2 separate regions of the Homo sapiens genome follow, and region 2 is linked to region 1. A link is an interaction called in ENCODE POLR2A ChIA-PET data of the cell type or tissue named here. Cell type or tissue: OCI-LY7. All regions are shown on one strand. Links, peaks and the distances in the headings refer to the core of each region. The heading gives the core; the rest is flanking DNA.

Region 1 (7,732 bases), core at 1,425-5,424:
GGAAACCACAAAAGTATTGTCATCTGTAATCCCACCAGCCAGAGAAAAACCAATGTTAACATTCATGTTTCCTTCCTGTATTTAAAATATATAGTTGCTAATTACTACATATAGTTTTATATCTTATTTTTGTCACTCAGTAGTTTATAATGACCATTTTTTCATGTTACTGAATAGTTTTGAAAACCTGTTTTTAACATCTGCATAGCTTTCCAACATATAGATATACCAAAATTTATTTATCAATCTCATTTTTAAACATTTAGATTGTTCCTCAATTTCTGCAATTATGTAAAGATATTTTTAGAATCCATACTCGTCAACTAATAGTCAAAATACTATTGTTGGCTCTCCTGTCTTGTTCCTTTGTGGCAGGGGATGGGGGAGTTGTTATTCCTTTTACTCATGTACTCCGGCCTATACATGGCTTTCTCGCAACATGAAAACTCCACTCTGGACAATGTTATACAGCCTGTCCCTTCTCCTTTCTAAAACAGTATCATCCCTGAGTGAGGTCCATATTTCTGCAGCTCTCCTGCAGCAAAAGAATGTGAATTAAAGCCAATTCATGCCTGTATAAAGTCTGGATAGTGTATTTTTTAACTTTAACCAAAGTTGAAATCCAGGAGATTAAAACCCCACCAGCAGACAGACAAAAAATCATTTGTTAGCTATACCAAAAATATGACTTAGCACCACATACGTAGAGACAAGGAGTGTGTGTTAACTATGACTTAGCTGATTTTGCCATGATCCTGAATGTGCTATTATATGAATTGTTATTACATTGAAACATTATAAACATACAATTAGGAAAAGTAAAATTTAAGGTTTTTAACTGGTAAATTCACTGAAAAACTATAAAATCTGCTGTCTAGTTTTTGACTTTTTATAGTATTATTTCAATAACTATCACATTCTGTATTAGCTTTGATATTATTTCTCCACTCATGGAGTAAAGTATAGAAATCAGAGAAGTGACACAGTGTTTTAAAATTACTCTAACTAGCCGGGCACTGTGGCACACACATGTAGTCCTTACTACTCAGGAGGCTGAGGCAGGAGGATAACTTGAGCCCAGTAAGTCGGGGCTGCAGTGAGCCGATCACACCTCTGCATTCCAGCCTTGGTGACAAAGCAAGACTTCATCTCAAAAAAACGAATAAATAAAATAATAATAATAAAACTACTCTAAAAAACCTTGGGTAAGTTTAAAATCCTTTCAATTTAATAGCTTGTTTGGGAGAAGAGTATAACCTCTCTTGTGCCTTGGTGAGAGTTAAACATTTTTTTAAAATAATTTCAAGTTTCTATGAAGCACTTGCGCTTCTGTAATATCAACTTGAAATCTGAAGAAATGCTCATGTTAAGAATTATTTCAAATAGGCTGGTCGCGGAGGTTCATACCTGTAATCCCAGCACTTTGGGAGGCTGAGGTGGGCGGATCACCTGAGGTCAGGAGTTTGAGACCAGCCTGATCAACACTGAGAAACCCCGTCTCTACTAAAAATAACAAAATTAGCGGGTGGTGGCGGCGGGGCGGGGCGGGGGCGGCGCCTGTAATCCCAGCTACCCCGGAGGCTGAGGCAGGAGAATCACTTGAACCCAGGAGGCAGAGGTTGTGGTGAGCCAAGATCGTGCCAGTGCACTCCAGCCTGGGCAAAAAGAGCGAAACTGTGTCTCAAAATAAAAGAGAAAACAAAAAAAATTATTTTGGCCGGGCGCAGTGGCTCATGCCTGTAATCCCAGCACTTTGGGAGGCCAAGGCGGGCAGATCACGAGGTCAAGAGATTTAGACCATCCTGACCAACATGTTAAAACCCTATCTCTATAAAAATACAAAAAAAAAATTAGCTGGGCATGGTGGTGCGTGCCTGTAGTCCCCGCTACTAGGGAGGCAGAGGCAGTAGAATCGCTTGAGCTCCGAAGGCGGAGGTTGCAGTGAGCTGAGATTGCACCACTGCACTCCAGCCTGGCTACAGAGGGAGACTCCCTCTCAAAAAAAAAAAATATATATATATATATTTCTACCATTAGCTCTGGACATTGTAGTCATAGATGGGAGAATGTTTAGTGAAAAAAGGAAACTTTTGAAGTGATATAATCCAACTCTCATTTTACAGATGAGAAACATGAAGCGCAGATATGTTAAATTAAATATCTTTACTGCTCAGAGCACTTTTTTTTTTTTTTTTTTGGAGAAAGGGAGGGGCTTCTAATACTATTATGGCCTACTGCCTGCCTGTAGATAAAAGGTAATAGGAAGACTATGTAGCCATCACTATTGGACAAACCCAAGAAAGATATCTTATTTTGATCATAAGTATATATTTTCCCCTCAAGATTCTTGTTGGAGGATCCATTCCACCTTTATCTATTACCACAGACACAAAAGGGAAGTTCCTTTACACAAATCAATAATCATCCACAATAAAACCCATGAGAGAAGCTGGAGTTAGTTGGCAAAGCCACAGCATTTTACCACTCCTGGGAGGAACATTTACCTATATCCATATGTATGCATACCTGTAGCCTCTCAGTTGTGCTTCAGAAAAATCCCAGTTGCATACATTACAGTGTGTGACCACTGGAGTTGTGTATCACAGGGACACTTCATATATGTTTTATAGATCAAATTAATGACGGCAGGCTAATTGCCATAATAGATCATCCCCAAAATATATAGTGGCTCAAAGTTGTTCTTGCAAAACAAGTTTACTTTACTATTTCTTTAGTAGTTTCCAAGGTCTTACTGTACCTAAGCATTTAGGACCTAACTTCCAAGGTTTCCTTGGAGGGGTCAGTCTGTTGGGAGTTTTTTAGGGACAGGAGCTTAAAGTAGTTGATTTCTTTAGTTGACTTAAAGAGCTTAAAGTAGTTGACATCCATTCTCATTCCACTAGCTAGAGCTTAGTCATATGCCCACATCTAACTGCAAGAGAGGCTAGGAAATGAAATTTATCTGTACGGCCATGAAGTGAGAACATGGATTTTGATGTCTAGCTGGCTGTCATTGCTTACTTGAGTGCCCCCCTCCCTCCCAAATTCCTAAGTGGTTACCAAAAAATAAATTAGCTGACACAATTATGCTTCAAATAGAAAAAGTTAATAGTGAAACAAAGGGACTTTTATTTAAGAATTAACCTCTATCGTTTACCTCCTTTAGGCAGAATTGTTAATTTTGCATACCAATAGTCAACTGGCAACTGAAATCTCAAAATGAGGAAAAAGCAAATTTTTACAAGCATTACCTTTACATACATATTTAGATGGAGTTTGGCTTGGTTTTCTTATTCCATTACTAGTCAAATTCACAACTCAGACTTATAGCTCCTTACTTGTTTTAGGGGCTACCCTATTATTAAATGATGTTTGAAAAATACTCAACTTTTTACAACAAAGATAGCAGTTCCACAAATGAAAACAGCAGTAAGTTAGGTCTGTTTGTTTCCTTTGGATAAGTTGTTATAATCCTCAAACTGTACTCAACTATTCAGTTTTTCATAGAAGCACTGCATGGTTGCACTTCTGAAATCAAAAACAGGAAGTATGCCATATAAATGTCAGTAAAACTAAAACTCAGTTCTATGGTTTGATGTTTCTCTTCCTGCTGTATTTTCATATTATGTATGATTTTATGTGTACTTAGAATGACTGCGTAAAGGCAAACACTAATCTTACCTGATTTGTTTTCTTTGACAGCCTAACACAGTTTTAGGTTGGGTATGGGGGGCATGGAGGAAACCTGTGAAATAACCTAATATTGTAACTTTCATGGAGGGAAAGGAAAGGGCCAAGAAACTGCTGTTAATTTGGCATTGTTAGAAATTGCTTTTATGTATAGGCTGCCCAACTTTATTATTGCCAGAATACAGTATAGATAAAGAGGGCAGAGTCTTTTAACTATTTAAAAATCTACTACAGAAAAAAACTGTTACACTTTGTCTTATTTTGACACCTAAGCAATTCTTGAATGTGTTCCACTACCTTAATTCCTTCATGAGACAATTAAGGAGTGGCCTAAATACTGTGAAAATCCAGGATATCCCTGCTTGTTCTCTGTGAAGAAGTAGGAGTCTTCTTATAGTTAATTAATATTTCCAATATAACACCATTCCACAGAAATTTCTATAGAAATTCCAAGAAAATATTTAAACTGACCAGTCCAGAAGTTTTACGTTACTTCAAATATTTCTGGAGAAATGTTACGAACACATAGGTGTCTCTGTAACTTTAAAATGTTTTTCTTTAGGAAACTGTTTCTCTTTAGTTTGTACTTAAATTGAACACTGAAGGAACAATTTACAGTCACATACTATAGGAGTGAAGTAACAAAAAATAGAGCCTGTCTAAACTCCCTTGAAAGACCACACTGACCCAGAAAATATGGCTTAAAAGACAAAAAGGTACCCCGATTGTTTACTGTCTTTTTTTTTTGCAGCATATGAGGCACTGTTGAGTGGCACATACAATATATATAACATTTGAGGCATTATCTTTTGATTGAAAATACAGAAGAGATATGGGTGTATGTGAGAAGTAACATAAATAAGGGTAGGTTAATGAAGTGCAAACTATACATAATTGCTAAAGGGATGTGGAAAATCAAGTGATTTAAATCTAGATTGATATTGGGTAGAAGTCTGCTGGAATAGGCAAATCTTTTTTTTTTTTTTTTGGAGACGGAGTTTTGCTCTTTTGCCCAGGCTGGAGTGAAGTGGCGTGATCTCAGCTCACTGCAACCTCTGCCCCCCTGGGCTCAAGTGATTCTCCTGCCTCAGTCTCCCAAGTAGCTGGGATTACAGGCGCCTGCCACCACGCCCGGCTAATTTTTGTACTTTTAGTAGAGATGGGGTTTCGCTATGTTGAGACTGGTCTCAAACTCCTGACCTCAGGTGATCCACCTGTCTCAGTCTCCCAAAGTGCTGGGATTACAGGCGTGAGTCACTGCGCCCAGCCAGCAAATCTTATGTAGAATTTTTAAGGAGTGGTGAATTTGGATTGCCAGAGAGAAAAGATAACCATTCATTCATTCATCAAAGATTTATTGAGTGCTTACTGTGTGCCAGGCACTGTTCTAAAGACACAGCAGCAAACAAAACTGTTATAGAACAGGATAAGGCAGGTCATCTCCCAGATACGACACTTTGATAGGAACACAAAATACAAATAGGAGAGTAGAAAGAGATGAAATACAAAGAGAAAGAGCTGATATTGGGCTTATATTAATATTGAAAGGCCTTACATGCTAGATATTCTAAATGGGAGAAACATGCTGGAAAGATACTTGGCATGAATGAACTTATGTCCCTATGTTCAGAACAGACTGCTTTCCCTTCTCTGTTGGTTGGCTCTTCTAGCCTCCTAGGAACTTTTATAATCACCAGTATGATCCAATATAAATACTGCACATATGAAGGTTCCCAGTTGAGGAGTTTGGAAGCAAAAAGGGAAAGAATGGCTGGCAAAGGCTTCAATCTTCTGTCTCCTTTTATCTTCCCAATGGCTAGTAGAAAATACTATCATCAATCTCTTCCTTGCAACAATCTCCCATTTGATATTTGTCTGCATTGTGACTCAATTCCTGAAGGTTCTGTTCTTCATTCCTTTCTGGTAGAATCACTGAAAAGAAAGGAGATTACATTTACATTTGCTTTCTAGTCAATCAGGTTTTTCTTATTCGCCCAGCAACACTTCTCTACAGAGAGTTTGATGAAAAGTATTTTATGTTTTATATAGGCTAGTGGAGACATGGGTATGGCAGGATGGGAGGGTAGGGAAAATATCAAGAGGCTATAGTCTTGATATATAGTACTCTTGATATAGTACAAGCTTGATATTTAATAGCTTGAATTAAATGGGCAATTTTAAAAATGAAAAGAAACATATCTGCAGTGCCTTACAAAGAAGTAACTATAAGAAGTAACAAGTTTAGTGATCATTTACCTATAGGGAAGAAATAAAATAAGGAAATGAACCTAAGATTGTAAACTTAAAGGTCCAAAAACTTGTGTTGTCACCAACAACAGCCAAGAAATTTGGAAGAAATACCTTGAAGGAAAAAAATAATGTCAGATCTAAGTGGGATATTACTAGAAGACAGAGGAGAAGCTTTCTTGATAAGCTATCTGGCCTGTTGATGTACATATGAAAGTCATCATCATACAGAAATTGAGTCCAGGCGCAGTGGCTCATGCCTGTAATCCCAGCACTTTGGGAGGTCTTGAGCTCAGGAGTTCGAGACCAGCCTGGGCAACATGGCAAGACCCCATCAATACAAAAAATTTTAAAAAGTTAGCCAGGCATGGTGACACACCCTTGTAGTCCCAGCTACTCTGGAGGCTTAGGCGGGAGGATCACCTGAGCCCAGGAGTTGGAGGTTGAAGTAAGCCTGCACTCCAGCCTAGGCAACACAACAAGACCCTGTTTCGTTAAAATAAATAAATAAAAGAAAGAAAAATTGATTGACATTCTATGGACTAATGAGGGAATGGAATGAAGATCAAATGGTTGTATATGAACTTTGATTGCAAGATAAGCTACCAATTACTGACAAAAAAAATTGAGTAACATACTGCATGATTCCACATATATCAGTTCTAGAAAATGCAAACTGGTCTCTAGTGACAGAAAACAGGCCAGTGGTTTCCTGGGGAGAGAGGTAAGAGGAGGCAAGGATTATAAAGAGGCAAGGGGAACTCTTAGGAATGATGGCTATCATCAGTTGTATTTCTTCCTTTCTAACTTGAATGCGATTTATTTCTTTTTCTTGCCTGATTGCCCTGGACAGAACCTCTGATGTTGAATGAAAGTGGTCAGAGCAGATATCTTTGTATTATTCTTTATCTTACGGGGAAAGGGAAAGCATGCAGTTTTTCATCATTATGCATAAGGCTATCTGTAGGATTTTTATAGATGTCCTTTATCTGGTTGAGAAAGTACCCTTCTATTCCTAGTTTGCTAACAGGTTTGGTTTTTTTTTTGTTTTTTTTGTTTTTTTTGTTTTTGGTTTTTTAAAATCAGGAACAAATATACGATTTTGTCAGATTTTTTGGGTGTCTATTGAAATGATCAGATTTTCTTTTTTAGCTTAATATAGTGACTTACAATGATTAATTTTTTAATTTAAAGCAATGACATATTTTTGGGATAAACCTCATCCAGTAATATTAACTTTCTTATATTTTGTTGGATTTGACTTGTTAAAGTTTCGTTGAGAATTATTACATCCATGTTCAAGAGGGAAACTGGGCTATAGTTTTCTTTTCTTGTAATGGCTTTGTGTGGTTTAGGTATCAGGGTAATGCTGGCCCCCAAAAATAAACTGAGACGTATTCCTTCCTCTTCAGTTTTCTGGAAGATTTGTATATAATTGGTATACACAGTGTTATCCCTAAGTGTCTGGAAGAATCCACTAGTGTTTCTTTGTGAGAATATTTTTAACTATTAATTTTTTAAAAATAGATACATAGCTTTGGAAGTTATCTATTTCTTTTTCTTTTTTTTTTCTTTTTTTTCTTTTTTTTTTCTTTTTTTTCTTTTTTTTTTTTTTTTTGAGACAGGGTCTCACTCTTTCACCCAGGCTGGAATGCAGTGGCATAATCAGGGCTCAATCTCGCAAGCTCAAGCGATCCTCCCGCCTTAGCCCCCCAAGTAGCTGGGACTACAGTCATGCACCACCACACCCAGCTAAATTTTTTTGTATTTTTAGTAGAGATGGGGTTTCTTCACA
Region 2 (7,732 bases), core at 1,739-5,738, 740 kb after region 1:
CTTTGTTCACCTTAAACCTTTGTAAAGGAACTTTGTACTAATAATACATGTTGAGGCCGGCGCAGTGGCTCATGCCTGTAATCCCAGCACTTTGGGAGGCCGAGGCGGGCGGATCACAAGGTCAGGAGATCGAGACCATCCTAGCTAACACGGTGAAACCTCATCTCTACTAAAAATATAAAAATTAGCCGGGCGTGGTGGCGGGCGCCTGTAGTCCCAGCTACTCTGGAGGGAGGCTGAGGCAGGAGAATGGCGTGAACCCAGGAGGCGGAGCTTGCAGTGAGCCGAGATTGCACCACTGAACTCCAGACTGGGCGACAGAGCGAGACTCCATCTCCAAACAAAACAAAAACAAAAACAACAACAAAAAACAAGTTGAGTGAAGAAGGGGTGGTTTTCTACACTTGGAGTAAACTGAGTGCTGAAAAAATAAGCAGTTGCAGGAAACAAGGCAATGAATGGGGGTTGAAGGGCGCTGGGAGCAGGGGTTTGGAACCCTGAGCTGACAGCAGTGATGGTGGCTGGCAGCACTGACTTAAACTGGATGGCAGGGACTGACTCAGGAATCTTTGACAAACCTACTTCTCTGTCAGGAATCTAGAGGAAAGTGGCCCACTGGGGTAGGGACAATACTGGAGGATCCGGCTATCATCATGTGAATAATGGCTAGTTAGGAGGTCGGCCTTTGGGTTAAATAAAAATCTCATTATGTAGCTATAAATTTTTATCTAATGCTTTAAGCCTTAAAATTGCAGACAGAAAAGAACCATTTCAGCACACTATTATGAGGTTCAAAAAATGATTTGTGGCTGAGTTTGCAAGGCTTCTGATTTTTATGGGCTCAGGATCAAACTCAGCTGTGTTTTTTGAGGTTTGGCTACTATTCAAGACACAGCTTTAGACTCTTTGATGTTTTGAAACACAACGTGATAAGAGATCAAAGGAGGGAAAATGTATTGCCTGTAAGGTCTGATACATTCATTTTAAAGGCAGGTGTGCCTTGCAAAACCAGGGTGGATGCAAAGTGAACTGTTCAGGCTGAATAAGCAGCTCAAAGAAGCAGAAAATTGTCTTCTATGGTAACTTAATCCCTAATGATTATTTCTCGCTACATTAAAAAAAATTAGCAAAACAGGCCCAGTGCAGTGGCTCACGCCTATAATCCCAGCACTTTGGGAGACTGAGGTGGGAGGATTGCTTGAGCCCAGGAGTTTGAGACCCCCCTGGGCAACATGGCAAAACCCTGTCTCTACAAAAAATAAAAAAAATTAGCAGAGTATGCCTGCCTGTGGTCCCAGCTACTCAGGAGGCTAAGGTGGAAGAATCACCTGGGCCCAGGTGGTTGAGGCTACAGTGAGCCAAGATTGTGCTACTGCACTCCAGCCTGGGTAATAGAATGAGACCCTGTCTCAAAAGAAAAAAAAATAGCAAAACAAACACTCCAGGATCAACTTTTCCACTTTTCATTAAGCCATTTTGTAGTCCTACATTTTGTAAATGTTTATCCTCTAATAATCTTTTTCTATTCCCTGGACCTGATTAAAGTGGCCCTTGGCCAGGCGTGGTGGCTTACGTCTGTAATCCCAGCATTTTGGGATACCTAAATTCAGGAGTTCGAGACCAGCCTCGCCAACGTGGCAAAACCCTATCTGTACTAAAAATACAAAAATTAGCCGTGGCCATGGTGGCATGCACCTGTAATCCTAGCTACTTGGGAGGCTGAGGCAGGAGAATCGCTTGAACCCAGGAGGAGGAGGTTGCAGTGAGCCAAGATCGCACCATTGCACTTCTGCCTGGGCAATAAGAGTGAAACTCCATCTCAAAAAAAAAAAAAAAGAAAGAAAAAGAAAAAGAAAAAAAAATGGCTCTTTACCTTTGGTTTTATTACTGTAAAAATATAACAGAAATCATAAAGCCTTAAAATACCAGCTTTAACTGTACATTATACATTTAACAATTTGAAATGCTTACTATGCGTGTCAGCCATTGATTTTATTTAATTATGTTTGGTCTTGATTTTATTTGATTGTGTATATATTTTGTGCCCCTCACTGGACAAATTAAAGAATTTACAATCTCAGGTAGGGAAATACTATGTCATAGAAAATGGCATTTTATGTTATCATTACCCTATTGCCCTAAAGCTTAATGAATATAAGCTTTAGAAGGCCTTTATCCTATAAAGGAATATAATTTATGGGTGATTAAAAATGGCATTTGGCATCAGGCTCTTAATTAGATGTGAAACCTGTTAATTGTTTGTAATAAAATTAAGACAGTGACCATTAGTTTGATCGTACCAGACATTTTAAGGAATGTAATCTGCATAAGGATGAAGACTGCTTGTGCTGTGTATAAAGTGTTGTGTCTGCCCACTCCCTCTGCTTTCTGGGGAATGCTCCCTCCTTCTCCACTCACATGGTTACCATGGGAACAACCATTTTGGGTGATATGACACCCTGGACAACACAAAGCTGAATGATCTGCAAGTGGATATCTGACCAAAAGAGGGCCAGAGGCTTTCTGCAGGAATTCTGGAACTAGAACTGAGACAGAACCCCAGTGTTTAGCCAGGTGCTAAAGATAGTAAATGCAGTTTTTCCATCAGTGGTCGTATTTTTCACTATGTGGCCTAAAGAAACAGAAGAAGCCAGCCTGCAGAGAAAATAGAATGACAAAGATATTGGGGCAGTGGGGGAGATAATCTCCCATATAAATTCCCACAGATGGATTTCATGTAATATATAAATTTAATATATTTAAATTTTTTTGAGAGCAACTTTGAGCTAGCTTGTAGTTTCATTCCCTATATCTTTCCCAATATCTATAAATTAGTCCAATTTGAATTTTAGTCCCCAGCAAGATCCCTCACTAATCCATTCAGTGGCTACCCCTCACCCGGTAGACTGTTCTGCCTATCCACTTCTGCTACTGAAATTCAGCACAACCACTTGCTCCCACCCACCTCAACTCCCCCGCAACACACCAGCAAGAATAGAGAAGTCCCTGACTTCACTGGCTATAATTTTCATTTTTAAAAATTATGATACAATTTATAAATAGTAACATTCACCCTTTTTAGTGCACAGTTCTGTAATGAAGAACAACAGTTCCATCACCCTAAAAAATTCTCCTATGCCGGCTGGGCACGGTGGCTCACGCCTGTAATCCCAGCACTTTGGGAGGCCGAAGTGGGCAGATCATGAGGTCAGGAGCCCGAGACCATCCTGGCCAACATGGTGAAACCCTGTCTCTACTAAAAATACAAAAATTAGCCGGGTGTGGTGGTGTGCACCTGTAGTCTCAGCTACTCGGGAGGTTGAGGCAGGAGAATCACTTGAACCTGGCAGGTGGAGGTTGCAGTGAGTCGAGATTATGCCACTGCACTTCAGCCTGGGTGACAGAGCAAGACTTTGTCTCAAAAAAAAAAAAAAATCTCCTTTGCCTCTTTGTAATCATCTCCTTTTCCTGTCCTCGGCCTCTGGCAACCATTGATCAGTTTTCAGTCCTTATATTTTCACCATTGCAAAAAGATTGGGTAAACAGAATCATATATATGTAGCCTTTTGAGCCTGGCTTCTGTCAGCATAACGCATTTGAGATTCATCCATGTCGTTGCCATGTATTAGGAGTCTGTTGCTTTTTATTGCTGAGTAGTAGTCCATTGCATGGATGGACCACAGATCATTTATCCATTCCCCACTTGTGGGATATTTTACATATTTCCAGTTTCTAGCAATTACAAATAAAGCTGCCGTTAACCATTTATGTATAGTATTTAGTGTGAACATAGGTTTTCCTTTCACTTAGATAAATACCTAGGAGTAGGGCTGTTGGGGAATGTCAACTTTTTGTTTTGTTTTATTGTTTTAGCCATTCTAATAAGGGTTTGTGATATCTCATTGTGATTTTAATTTGGATTTCTCTAATGACTAATGATGTTGAGCATCTTTTCATGTACATTTTTGCTACCATATCTCTTCTTTTATGAAGTATTTATTCATATCTTTTGCCCCTTTTTAATTTCGTTGCTGAATTTTGAGAATTCTTTATATATATTCTATATAAAAGTCAATGGCTTGTGTTTTGAAGTGGGTGTTTTCTAGTCTCCGCCTTCTTTTCTCATTTCCCTTTTCTCATCTATGCTATCTGTGAGGGATGCTCTTTTTCAGCAATCATTCTGGTTGCTGTGACTGCTGTTCACCACCTCTTTCTTCCCTCCTTTTCTCTTTTCTTATTTGATTTGAGTTAATACTTCCATATATATAATTCATTCATTCAGCAAATAATTATGGAGCATTTCATGTTAAAGCTGACTTTTTTGAATTTGCCAGCAAACACAAGGGCTTCTTCAGGTTTGGGATCTTATTGGTTACATTGTATGTAACCTTAGAATTGCCAGCTAATTTTTGGCATTTTGGGCCATTTCTGGATGTTGCTTCTTTATTATCAAATATATTTTTAGGGTTTTTCTGTCTTTTTTTTCTGGCCACTTCTGAGTCCAGGGCTTGAGATCTGGCAGCCTGCGGGTTGCAAAAAACTGGTTTTGAAATAGTTAAGGTTTCACTCCAGTTAGATTTGGCATGACAAATTGATAGCTACAAAGATTAACGTGTAATGTAGAGATCATTATTCACCAGCTTGTACCTGTTTCAGTGTTCTGTAATCCTTTCTATTCTAATCCTTTCCTCTGTTTTGGGAAGCGGTCCCTGGTAGCAGAACCTGCTTTTGTTATCCACAGGGGGCTTCCTTTGCCTTTGCACACATTTGCTAATGAACTAGAAGAATGTTTTCCTCTATGTAAAAGTTGGATAGAGTTCTGCAGAGCTTCATTTCTACTGGAATGCTGTATGGAATGTTCTTGTGACATTTCACTGGGAAGTATGAAAAACATGTTCCTATGACATTTCAAAGAGGGTTGATATTTATTCTGCAATATTACACTGCAGGGTCTAGAAAGGTTTGAACGAAACAGATGATTTCTTTCATTTTAAAATCAATTTATGCTTACAGCTATATCTTTTTTTATACAGCAAATATAGTCTTTAACATCAGTATAAATAAAATTTATGTAATTCAACCTTTTTTTTTTTTTGAGACAGGGTCTCACGCTGTCACCCAGGCTAGAGTGCAGTGGCATGATCTCAGCTTATTGCAACCTACACCTTCCACCTACACCTTCTAGGCTCAAGTGATCCTCCCACATAAGCCTCCCAAATAGCTGAGACTATAGGCATGTGCCACTACACCCAGCTAATTTTTGTATTTTTTTGTAGAGATGGGGTTTCACCATGTTGCCCAGACTGGTCTCAAACTCCTGGGTTCAACTGAGCCTCCAGGCTTGGCCTCTCAAAGTGCTAGAATTACAGGCATGAGCCACCGTGCCCGGCCTATAAACATTTTTTAGTGTTTTAAAATTATGAGAGCAACTGATTTTGGAGTATTCTTTTAAATTGAAGATTCACCTACTAATTGGTTTTTGTGTGAACATAGTTTTCATTTCTCTGTGATAGATGCCAAGAGCGCAATTGCTGTTATGGTTAGCTGCATGTTTAGCTGTTTCAGGAACTGCTAAAGTGTTTTCCAGATTGGCTATACTGTTTTACATTTCCACTACAATGTATGAGTACAGTTTCTCTTCATTCTTGCCAGCATTTGATGTTGTTGCTATTTTTTATTTTAGCCATTCTGATAGGCATGTAATAATATTTCATTGTGGTTTTGATTTTCATTTCCCTAATGGCTAACAATGTTGAACGTCTTTTATGTGCTTGTTGCCATCTGTATATCCTCTTTGGTAAAATGTGTCTTCATGTCTTTTAGCCATTTTCTCTGTTTTGTTTATTTTTATTTTATTTTTTAAGTAGAGATGGGGTCTTGCTATGTTGCCCAGGCTACTCTCAAACTCCTGGCTCAAGTAATCCTGCTTCAGCTTTCCAAAGTAATTTCTTGCCTGGGATTATAGGCATGAGCCACCCCACCCAGCCTTTTATCCATTTTCTAATTAGATTGCTTGTTTGTTTGAGGCAGGATCTTGGTCTGTTGCCCAGGCTGGAATTCAGTGGCACAATCTCAGCTCATTCCAGGGCTCAAGCAATTCTTGTGTCTCAGCTTCCCGAGTAGCTGGGATTACAGGCATGCACCACCACGCCCAGCTAATTTTTGTATTTTTAGTAGAGACAAGGTTTCACCACGTTGGTCAGGCTGGTCTCGAACTCCTGACCTCTGGTGATCTGCCTGCCTTAGCTTCCTAAAGTGCTGGGATTACATGTGTGAGCCACCATGCCTGGCAGATTGTTTGTTTTTCATACTATTAAGTTTTTTGGGCTTTGATGGGGGGTTGGGTTTTGGAGGGAGGGTGTTTGGAGAGCATGGGTTTTTTTTTTTTTTTTTTTTTTTAGACAGAGTTTCGCTCTTGTTGCCCAGGCTGGAGTGCAATGGCACGATGTCAGCTCACTGCAGCCTCTGCCTCCTGGGTTGAAGCGATTCCCCTGCCTCAGCCTCCTGAGTAGCTGGGATTATAGGTGCGTGCCACCAAGCCTAGCTAATTTTTGTATTTTTAGTAGAGACGGGGTTTCACCATCTTGGCCATGCTGGTCTCAAACTCCTGACCTCGTGAGAGCATGGGTTTTTATTTATTTCTTTTTTCTCTTTTTTTCTTTTTAATTTTTGTGGGTACATAGTAGGTAGTGTATATGAGATATTTTAGTACAGGCATGTAATGTGTAATAACCACATCATGGAAAATTGGGTATCCATCCTCTCAAGCATTTATCCTTGGTGTTACTAGATCTTATTCATTGTTTCTATTGTTTTTTGTACCCATTAACCATCCCCATCTCACCCTGACACACTCCCCTGCTACCCTTCCTAGCCTCTGGTAACCATGCTTCTATTCTTGATTTTCATGAGTTCACTTGTTTTAATTTTTAGATCCCACAAATAACTGAGAACATCTGATGTTTGTCTTTCTATGCCTGGTTTATTTCACTTAACATAATGGCCTCCAGTTCCATCCATGTTGTTGCAATGACAGAATCTCATTCCTTTTTATGACTGAATAGTACTTTATTGTGTATAGGGTACCACATTTTCTTTATCCGCATTTTCTCATCTGTTTTTGGACATTTAGGTTGTTTCCAAATCTTGGCTATTGTGAACAATACTGCAACATATATGGGAGTGTAGATATCTCTTTGATATACTGATTTCCTTTCTTTTGGGCATATACCTAAGAGTAGGATTGCTAAATCATATGGTATCTCTATTTGTAGTTTTTTGAGGAACCTCCAAATTATTCTCCATAGTAGTTGTACTAATTTACATTCCTACCAACAGCATATGAGGGGTTCCTTTTCCCCACATCCTCACCAGCAATAGTTGTTACCTGACGTTTACATGAAAGGCATTTTAACTGTCGTGAGAGGATATCTCGTTGTAGTTTTGATTTGCATTTCTCTGATAATCAGTGATGTTGAGCACCTTTTCATAGAAGGCCTGTGTTCTGTAGGTTTTCTCTTCACTTTGTTGATTGTACCCTTCACTGTGCAGAAGCTTTTCAATTTGATGTGGTCCCATTTGTCCATTTTTGCTTTGATTGCCTGTGCTTGTGGGGTTTTGCTCAAGAAGTTTCTGCCCAGACCAATGTCCTGGAGAGTTTCCCCAATATTTTCTTTTAGTAGCTTCATAGTTTCATAGATCTTAGATATAAGTCTTTAATCCATTTTGATTT

Evidence for each region. Peaks named below come from ENCODE experiments on the same cell type or tissue, not always from the same donor. Only the 100,000 strongest peaks of a DNase experiment are listed, where the experiment ranks them.
Region 2: POLR2A ChIA-PET joins it to region 1 with 24 read pairs; 1 of 35 experiments calls an interaction of 5 or more read pairs at or near these places.

Annotation. Positions count from the first base shown.
Region 1 is chr13:50,102,594-50,110,325 of GRCh38, reverse strand. The region is part of intron 1 of DLEU2 (deleted in lymphocytic leukemia 2); the gene reads left to right. The region is part of intron 2 of DLEU1 (deleted in lymphocytic leukemia 1); the gene reads right to left. Among named protein-coding and RNA genes, the nearest start is that of DLEU2, 19 kb to the left of the region's middle. In OCI-LY7, for the core only: no CTCF peak of the experiment used is centred there; a DNase peak (open chromatin) is centred at 3,535; H3K4me3 peaks cover 1,448 bases; H3K27ac peaks cover 2,001 bases.
Region 2 is chr13:49,365,294-49,373,025 of GRCh38, reverse strand. The region is part of intron 5 of CAB39L (calcium binding protein 39 like); the gene reads left to right. Among named protein-coding and RNA genes, the nearest start is that of CAB39L, 75 kb to the left of the region's middle. In OCI-LY7, for the core only: a CTCF peak has its summit at 4,818; a DNase peak (open chromatin) is centred at 4,135; H3K4me3 peaks cover 2,437 bases; H3K27ac peaks cover 4,000 bases.